Linked DNA regions of Homo sapiens: region 2 is linked to region 1. A link is a contact called in ENCODE Hi-C or POLR2A ChIA-PET data. All regions are on one chromosome and are shown on one strand. The core of a region is the stretch at or near the end of the contact, and the rest is flanking DNA. Distances in the headings are between cores, read along the strand shown. Region 1 overlaps LOC101927369 (a long non-coding RNA gene). Region 2 holds the start of CCL4L2 (C-C motif chemokine ligand 4 like 2).

What was found. Hi-C counts contacts between places; a loop is a spot of excess contacts on that map. ChIA-PET counts read pairs that join two places held with the same protein, here RNA polymerase II (POLR2A). Pooled maps may share reads with other maps.
Region 2: a pooled map shows a loop between it and region 1 (3-fold over the local background). The contact joins the promoter of CCL4L2 here to the enhancer-like site in region 1. A Hi-C loop is called at or near these places in 2 of 37 single-sample maps with no recorded cell type and 3 of 50 pooled maps. POLR2A ChIA-PET finds 5 or more read pairs at or near these places in 2 of 52 experiments (IMR-90 and Panc1).

The regions. Positions count from the first base shown.
Region 1 is chr17:36,126,060-36,129,763 of GRCh38, reverse strand. The region is part of intron 2 of LOC101927369 (a long non-coding RNA gene); the gene reads left to right. Among named protein-coding and RNA genes, the nearest start is that of CCL4, 24 kb to the right of the region's middle. Within about 2 kb of position 2,368, at least 4 of the 41 ENCODE cell types and tissues checked have a DNase peak (open chromatin) inside an H3K27ac peak, as active enhancers do.
Region 2 is chr17:36,208,329-36,212,312 of GRCh38, reverse strand. CCL4L2 (C-C motif chemokine ligand 4 like 2) reads right to left here and starts at 1,250. Exons shown (of 3, transcript NM_001291468.2): 1 at 1,096-1,250; 2 at 423-537. The coding sequence starts at 1,171.

The DNA.
Region 1 (3,704 bases), core at 1,119-3,618:
TCTTAGCCAGATGTTCTGAATAACTTGCTGCAGCTTCTCCATCAGCACTTACTGTTTCACCTTGCACTTTTATGTTATGGAGACGACTTGTACATCTCTATCTTCTTCCCTTAAACCTCATGAGCCAATCTCTGCTGGCTTCAAACTTATCTTCTGCAGCCTCCTTACTTCTCTCAGCCTTGACAGAGTTGAAGACAGGTAGGGCTTTGATTAGGTTTTGGCTTAAGGGAATGTTGTGGCTGGTTTGATCTTCTATCCAGGACACTCGAACTTCCTCCATATCAGCAGTTAAGACTGCTTTGCTTTTGTATCATTTGTATATTCACTGGAGTAACACTTTTAATTTCCTTCAGGAACTTTTCCTTTGCATTCACAACTTGACTCTCAGGTGCAAGAGGCTTAGCTTTCAGCCTGTCTCAGCTTTCAACATGCCTTCTTCAGTAAGCTTATGCATTTCTAACTTTTGATTTAAAGTAAGAGATGTGAGACTCTTCCTTTCACTTGAACACTTAGAGGTCATTGTAGGGTTATTCATTGGCCTCATTTCAATATTTTTGTGTTTAAGGGAATAAGGAGGTCTGAGGAGAAGGGGAGAGATGGGAGAACAGCTGGTGTGTGGAGCAGTCCGAACACACACAGCATTTATGGGTTAAGTACACTGTCTTACATGAGCATGGTTTGTGATACCCCAAAACAATTACAATAATAACATCAAAGATCACTAACCCCAGACCACCATAACACATAATAGTAATGAAAAATTTGAAATATTGAGAGAATTACTGGAGACACAGAGTAAACACATGCTGTTGGGAAAAAATAGTACTGATGGACTTGCTCAATGCAAGGTTGCCACAAACCTTCAATTTGTAAAAAAGTGCAGTATCTGTGAAGTGCAACAAAGTGAGGTAGCAATAAAATGAGGTGTGCCTGTGTTTATTCTCTCAGCCGTTAAAGCTAGAGTCAACTGCAGGTGTAACCGTTCCTCCTGGAGAAGGAGGTCAGCAGTTAGCAAGGCCACTCTACTTCCATCGTCATGAGGTTACTCATAGCTTCTTTGGATATTCCCTGGAACCCCGAACAGTGGCTATAAAGATTGTGAGCAATCCTGGGGAGAAATCCTGGCATGTTTGTTTTGGCATAGGAAGGGGCACTAAAGCCTGGAGCAGGAAAGCCTCAGGGTACCACAGACAGAGGCTGGGCTGTTCTGTGGTATGCCCCATCCCCCATCAAAATTGCCAGGAAGGGCACAAGTAAGGACTTCACTTATTTTAGCCTTTCCCCTAAATTACATTTGAGTAGCCACAGAAGCTGCTATCTCCAGGGGAGCATGAGCTCCTGGGGGCTTCCAAGACATCTGAGGATCATAACTGATGTCAAAGAAAGATACAAACTTCACAAGATAGTCTGGATGAATCAGATTTAATGAACCAAATAGAGCAAGACATAGGACATTGGGCTATAAGATGGAAAGCTTTTTGGTTGTGCTCTGTTCCTTCCTCACTAAGTCCGAGGAAGACTTCGGCTGTAAGGAAGACAGCAGCTGTGCCTGTCCTGCAGAGTCAGAATGATGCGATAACGTCATGGTGGGCTGGAGAGACCAGCAATACCAGCATGCTGATCTGCTGGCCAATGAGGAGCCCTCACTGTCAGCAGGAGTCCCATTTCTTCCTTCACGCTTCTGTGTTCTTCCCTCAGCTTCTTCAATTCCACTCTCACTCTAAGTTCCCCATTTTCACAGTCTGGCCCTTGGGAGAATATTCTCTCTGCTCTGAAGTCTGTAGAGTCTTGGCAGGAATGAAATTTGCGTTGTCATAACCCCCTTCTTTCCATCTCATAAGAAGATATTATAAAATCTCTGCTCAGAGCAAGCCATCTTCCCACCCTGCACATACCTTGTGTTCACCTCAGAGCTGCTCCCTCTTGGATTCCCACATGGAGGGCACATCCCCCACCTAGAGGAGTGACCCTACTCTCCACATCCAACTTCGGTCAGACCCAACCCAATCTGATGAGAAGGATGGAAAATGCAGGGTGATCCCTCTTGTAGGTCAAAGGAAGTGGGTCTGATGAATGCAGTGGGGACACAGCCTGCCTCTGTGTCAGATGATCCCCAGGCCTACGGCTCGGCCTGGAAACTTCTCTGCTCCCCTCGATCCTGAAAGGAGGACTGTGAGCACAGGTCACCTCATCCTCATGGTGATAAAAGCCACCAAAATGAAGACTGTGCCTTCTTCCAGTTAGGCTTTGATGTGCTGCACACACCTGGAACAATTTGTACCCTCAATGTCACCAGAAAGGAAGGCAGAGCAGAAACAGTAGGGCAGGAAGTATACACAAATACGAGGTCTCCAGGGAGTGCCCCCAGGTGAGCCAGTTCCTGTTCTATCTCACAGCTGGTTTCTCTCTAATTACAGTAGTGGTTTCTTGGAGATGTAATCGCCAAACATGAGACATTTAAGAACACTTTTTAGCACTTTGCTAATCCCAACAAGGCATGGATGTTCCTGGTACCTTTAGGAAAAGTGGCCAAAGAAATGAATCGTCTCTGTGTCATTTAGAAAATCAGAGTGAATGCGTAAGCTATGAAGCCAGGTGTAGTGTGCTGGGGGCCATCTGGGGCCTCCTGGAGGTTCAGTGACAAGAGGATTTGAAGAGCTTCTGGGAGAGATGTTGAAAGTGTGCTTGGAAGCCGCTGACCAACCCCCCAGCTGAGATCCCTATGCAGGTATGAAATTCGGGCTGCCGCTTAACTGCAGGGGCAGTAACAGGTGGGTAGTGAAGTCACTCCCTGAGAAGATGGGTGTTCAAAGGTTGCAAGCTGGCTGAGGGCCTAGAAGGTTGAGAGACAGAGTCTACCCTGATGCCTGGTGGTCTCTGACCTCTGCTTTGTACTCAGAGGTTCCTAGAGGAAATGCTGCTTCAGTGAGCTAAAGAGTGAACAAAATAACAAGAGAAGAACACTAAATGTTCCACACAAGCCTGAGTAGGATGCCTGCCCTCTCTCCTCCCCAAATTACAGAATCTCAGTGAAAGAGATGTGGAGGTAAAACCCCAATGACAGTCAAAGGAGGTGAGGCCAGACACGGTGGCTCACGTCTGTAATCCCAGCACTTTGGGAGGCCAAGGCAGGTGAATCATGAGGTCAGGATTTCGAGACCAGCCTGGCCAACATAGAGAAACCCTGTCTCTACTAAAAATACAAAAATTAACTGGGCATGGTGGCACACGCCTGTAGTCCCAGCTACTTGGGAGGCTGAGGCAGGAGAATTGCTTGAACCCGGGAGGCAGAGGTTGTGGTGAGCCAAGATCGCACCATTGCACTCCAGCCTGGGCAACAGAGCAAGACTCTGTCTCAGAAAAAGAAAAAAAAGAAGAAGAAGAAGGAGACGAATACAAAGCCTGCTTTGTCATTGGTGGTTGGAGCTGTGACAAGCACTCATGACCATCTATGGGGGGCCTGGACAAGACAATATACCCTAGCAGCAAAGAAATACTAGGCAAGCCAAGAGAAGGGCTCAGACTGAACACCCCTGGTAGTTAGTTCACATTGGCATCTCAGAATCTTTGGAGGTGCTAAATTTGCAAGCACCCAGGAAGGATGACTCAGTCTGAAGAAGGGACCAGGGCACCTGGAGATGGAGCAGTGATAGCTACAGGAGGCAGACAAATCCCTAGGCAGACAGGGGTGGGTCCCCAGTGAA
Region 2 (3,984 bases), core at 1-2,500, 84 kb before region 1:
CTTCCACTCACTGGATTTAGCTGTGGGCCCCAGGGGTTGCCCAGATTAGGAACCAGTGGGCATTGCAATCAGTATGAATAGATTGCCCCATTCCCTGCCAGCCTGGTAGTGACTTTTCCACATGTTTTTCTAGCATGGTTTAAGGAATTGGTCCATATCTCACGGGACCTGTCTGCCTTCCCCTGCTTCCCTGTCCTCTGAATAACTTCCTCCCCAGGAACCCCCTTCTGTCTCGGCTGCCACTCAGCCGCCTTCAGCACTTGAAAAGTGAGTTCATGACCTGTGACCTCACTGCTGTCAGGGAAGGCTTCAGCCCTGAGAGCTGCCTCCCCAACGCTCATCACCCCCTCCCCAAAACAGGCCCCCTTTAAAAATCCAGCCCTCACCCTTGCCTCCCAGGGCAGCCAGGGGTTGATACTCACACCACAGCTGGCTGGGAGCAGAGGCTGCTGGTCTCATAGTAATCTACCACAAAGTTGCGAGGAAGCTTCCTCGCGGTGTAAGAAAAGCAGCAGGCGGTGGGAGGGTCTGAGCCCACTGAAAGGAAAGGCCAGGGTGAGATCAACACTGCCCATGGGAGCTGTTTATTTTGACTTCTAATTTTGCATCTTCATTGAGCATCCCTGTGGAGCTACCAGAACCCCAAATATGGTCCCTTGTATCCATTCCCACCTAACATGAGCAGGAGTCTTATTCTGAATAGTGGATCTTCAGAGAAGAACGAGAAAGAAATCTAGAAGATTGGAACTGGATTCAGTCTCAGAACACATCGCACTCCCTTCATATGACAGATGGGGAAACCAAGGCACAGAGAGGGACAGGGGCTTGCTTGAACAAATAATTAAAGGCAGAGCCAATTCAACAGTCTGACTTCCAGCCCATCGTTTTCCTCTGCTGGTTGCTAATTCTTAAGAAAATAGGAACTTGAATGTTACTGAATATCTACTAGACTCTACATTTAGCAGCAGACTACATGGCAATCTTCCTAGCTGCCTTTTGTCCCATCCCCAGATCCCACTGTTTGCCAGCCATGACTAGAAAAAAGGACTCTGCCTACACCTTGACTCGAAATAGCAGCTGCAAAAGTAGACTTACTTGGTGCTGAGAGTGCTAGAGAGCAGAAGGCAGCTACTAGCACGAGGAGAGACAGGACAGTCACGCAGAGCTTCATGGTATTGGTGGCAAAGAGGTTTTCTCAGAGGTGAGGCTGCAGAACTCAGAAGCTTCAGAACCTAGCTGTGTCCTGTGCTGATACTGAGTTGGGAATCTCTCTTTATAGGGACTCTGAGGCCTAGGACAAATGTGGGGGCACAGGAGAGTGAGTGGAATTTCCATGGTAGAGATGATGTCATGGCTCCTGAAGCTAGCTGAGTGAGGAGTTCCTCTCAGCTTCTCTTCCCCAGGGCGATGTCATCATAGAGGAAAGATGAGGGAGGTGCAGGCGAGAAGAAAAGGGAAGTGGTACAGCCAAAAGCAGTGACCGAGACTGGGGAGAGAGTTGCAAACCCCAGAGGAAAAGATGAAATGTTCACACCTGCTACAAGTGGCTTGTAGACAAGAACTGTGCTGCTCTTGGTGGTTGGCACCCCCAGATGCTGGAGGGTTCATGCCAGTCTTTCCAGGCTGGCCACAGTCCTGGCCCCAAGAACAAAGCGGGAACCAGGACTCCCCCATCCCCTTCCTGTGCCTTCTTCTGCTGAGCTCAGTGCCACTGACTTTTGTGCCCTATATGTTTCCTTGGGCATGAAGAGTCCAGCATTGGATGTGCGGAGGGACCCAGTAGGGTGGCTCAGGAACATTTGTAAGTTCTTATTGGACACTTACCTTGTACCAGGCACTGGGAAAGCTGTGTTACACATATTATATATAATCCTACCATAATCTTGAGCAGGGGTGTCTAATCTCATTTTACAGATAAGGCAATTGGGGATCAGAGAGTGGTCCACTGATGGCGCTCAATGCCACAGAGCTGATGAATGGCACTGCCAAGATTTGAATCAAGATTCGAATCAAGATTCATCTGACTCCAAAGTCCATTTTCTTTCCATGCTGTAGTCTCCAGAATAAACATAGAGTGTGACCACAAAGAGAAACCATTGACTGATAGACTGCTAGGAGCTATTCCACACTCAAAGACCGATTATACTCAGACTTAATTCAGGGAAGGGATAGGGCTAGTCTGTCCTAGGACAAGGAGGGAACGGAGAAGAAATAAAGATTTCAAGATATTTTCTTGGACCAGCAAAAGACCAGGACAAATTAACCAGTAAGAATCAAGTCTGGAAGACCCAGATAGAGAATGTTCTTCTAGTATAAAAACAGAATTGAGCTGGGTACAGGGCCTCACACCTGAAATCCCAGCACTTTGGGAGGTCAAGGCAGGCAGATTGCTTGAGCCCAGAAGTTTGAGACCAGCCTGGGGAACATGGTGAAACACTGTCTCTATAAAAAACACACATACAAAAAAAAAACTTGACTGGGAGTGGTGATACACACCTGTAGTCCCAGCTGCTCAGTAGGCTCAGGTGGGAAGATCACCTGAGCCCAGGAAAGTCCAGGCTGCAGTGAGTGGTGATTGTGCCACTGCACTCCAGCTTGTTTGACAGAATGAGACCCTGTCCCAAAAACAAAGCAAAGCAAAACAAAACAAAGCAAAACAAACCAAAACAAAACAAAACAGAATTATATACCTAGTAATGAGTTTATCTATGTTACAGGCAAAATGTGTAATCTAAGGATGTGGGTGTGTCCCAGCCAGTCCATAGGGAATGCCCATGCTCATGTTAAGCCCTGGCTGGTTTGACAGTTGCTGGGCACCTGTACAGAAGGTGAAGCTTACAAAGGCCCTGCATACAGGAGTGTGCAAGGTTGGACAAATGAAGGGAATGAGGATAATTGGATCAAGACCTCTATCTGCCTTTAGCTCCACTACTCTAACCCACCTGCTCACCTTTAACCCCACATTGTTACCTGCTCTTCTCTGAGAAAGAAAAAAGAAGAGTAAAAAAAGGGAGCCATGACTTCAAACTATACCACAGGGCTGCAGTAACCAAAACAGCATGGCTTTGGTACAAAAACAGACTCATAGACCAATAGAACAAAATAGAGAGCTCAGAAATAATGCTGCATACCTGCAGCCATCCGAACTTTGACAAAGTTAACAAAAACAAGCAACAGGGAAAGGACTTCCCAGTCAATAAATGGTACTGGGATAACTGGCTAGCTGTATGCAAAAGATTGAAACTGGACCCCTTCCTTACACCATCTGTAAAAATCAACTCACAATGGGTTGAAGACTTAAATGTAAAACCTAAAATATAAAACTATAAAAATATGATACCTGTAAGATAACCTAGACAATATGATTCTGGGCATAGGATCTGGCAGATATTTCATGATGAAGATGCCAAAAACAAATCACAACAAAACCAAAAACTGACAAATGGGATCTAATTAAACTAAAGAGCTTCTGCACAGCAAAAGAAATTATCAGCAGAGTAAAGAGATAACCTACAGAATGGGAGAAAATATTTACAAACTATGTATCTCACAAAGGTCTAATATCCAGAATCTATAGGGAATTTAAACACATGTACAAGCAAAAAACAAACAACTCCGTTAAAACGTGGGCATTGAACATAAACAGACACATTTCAAAAGAAGACGTACACGCGGCCAAGAAACATACAAAAAATGCTCAGCACCACTAATCATTAGAGAAATGCAAATTAAAACCACAATGAGATACCATCTCAAACCAGTCAGGATGGCTATTTTTAAAAAGTCAAAAAATAACAGATGTTGGTGAGGCTGTGGAGAAAAGGAACACTTATACACTGCTGGTGGGAATGTAAATTAGTTCAGCCATTGTGGGAAGCAGTTTGGCGATTTCTCAAAGAACTTAAAACAGAATTACCATTCAACCCAGCAATCCCATTATTGGGTATATACCCAAAGGAATATAAATCATTCTACCATAAAGAC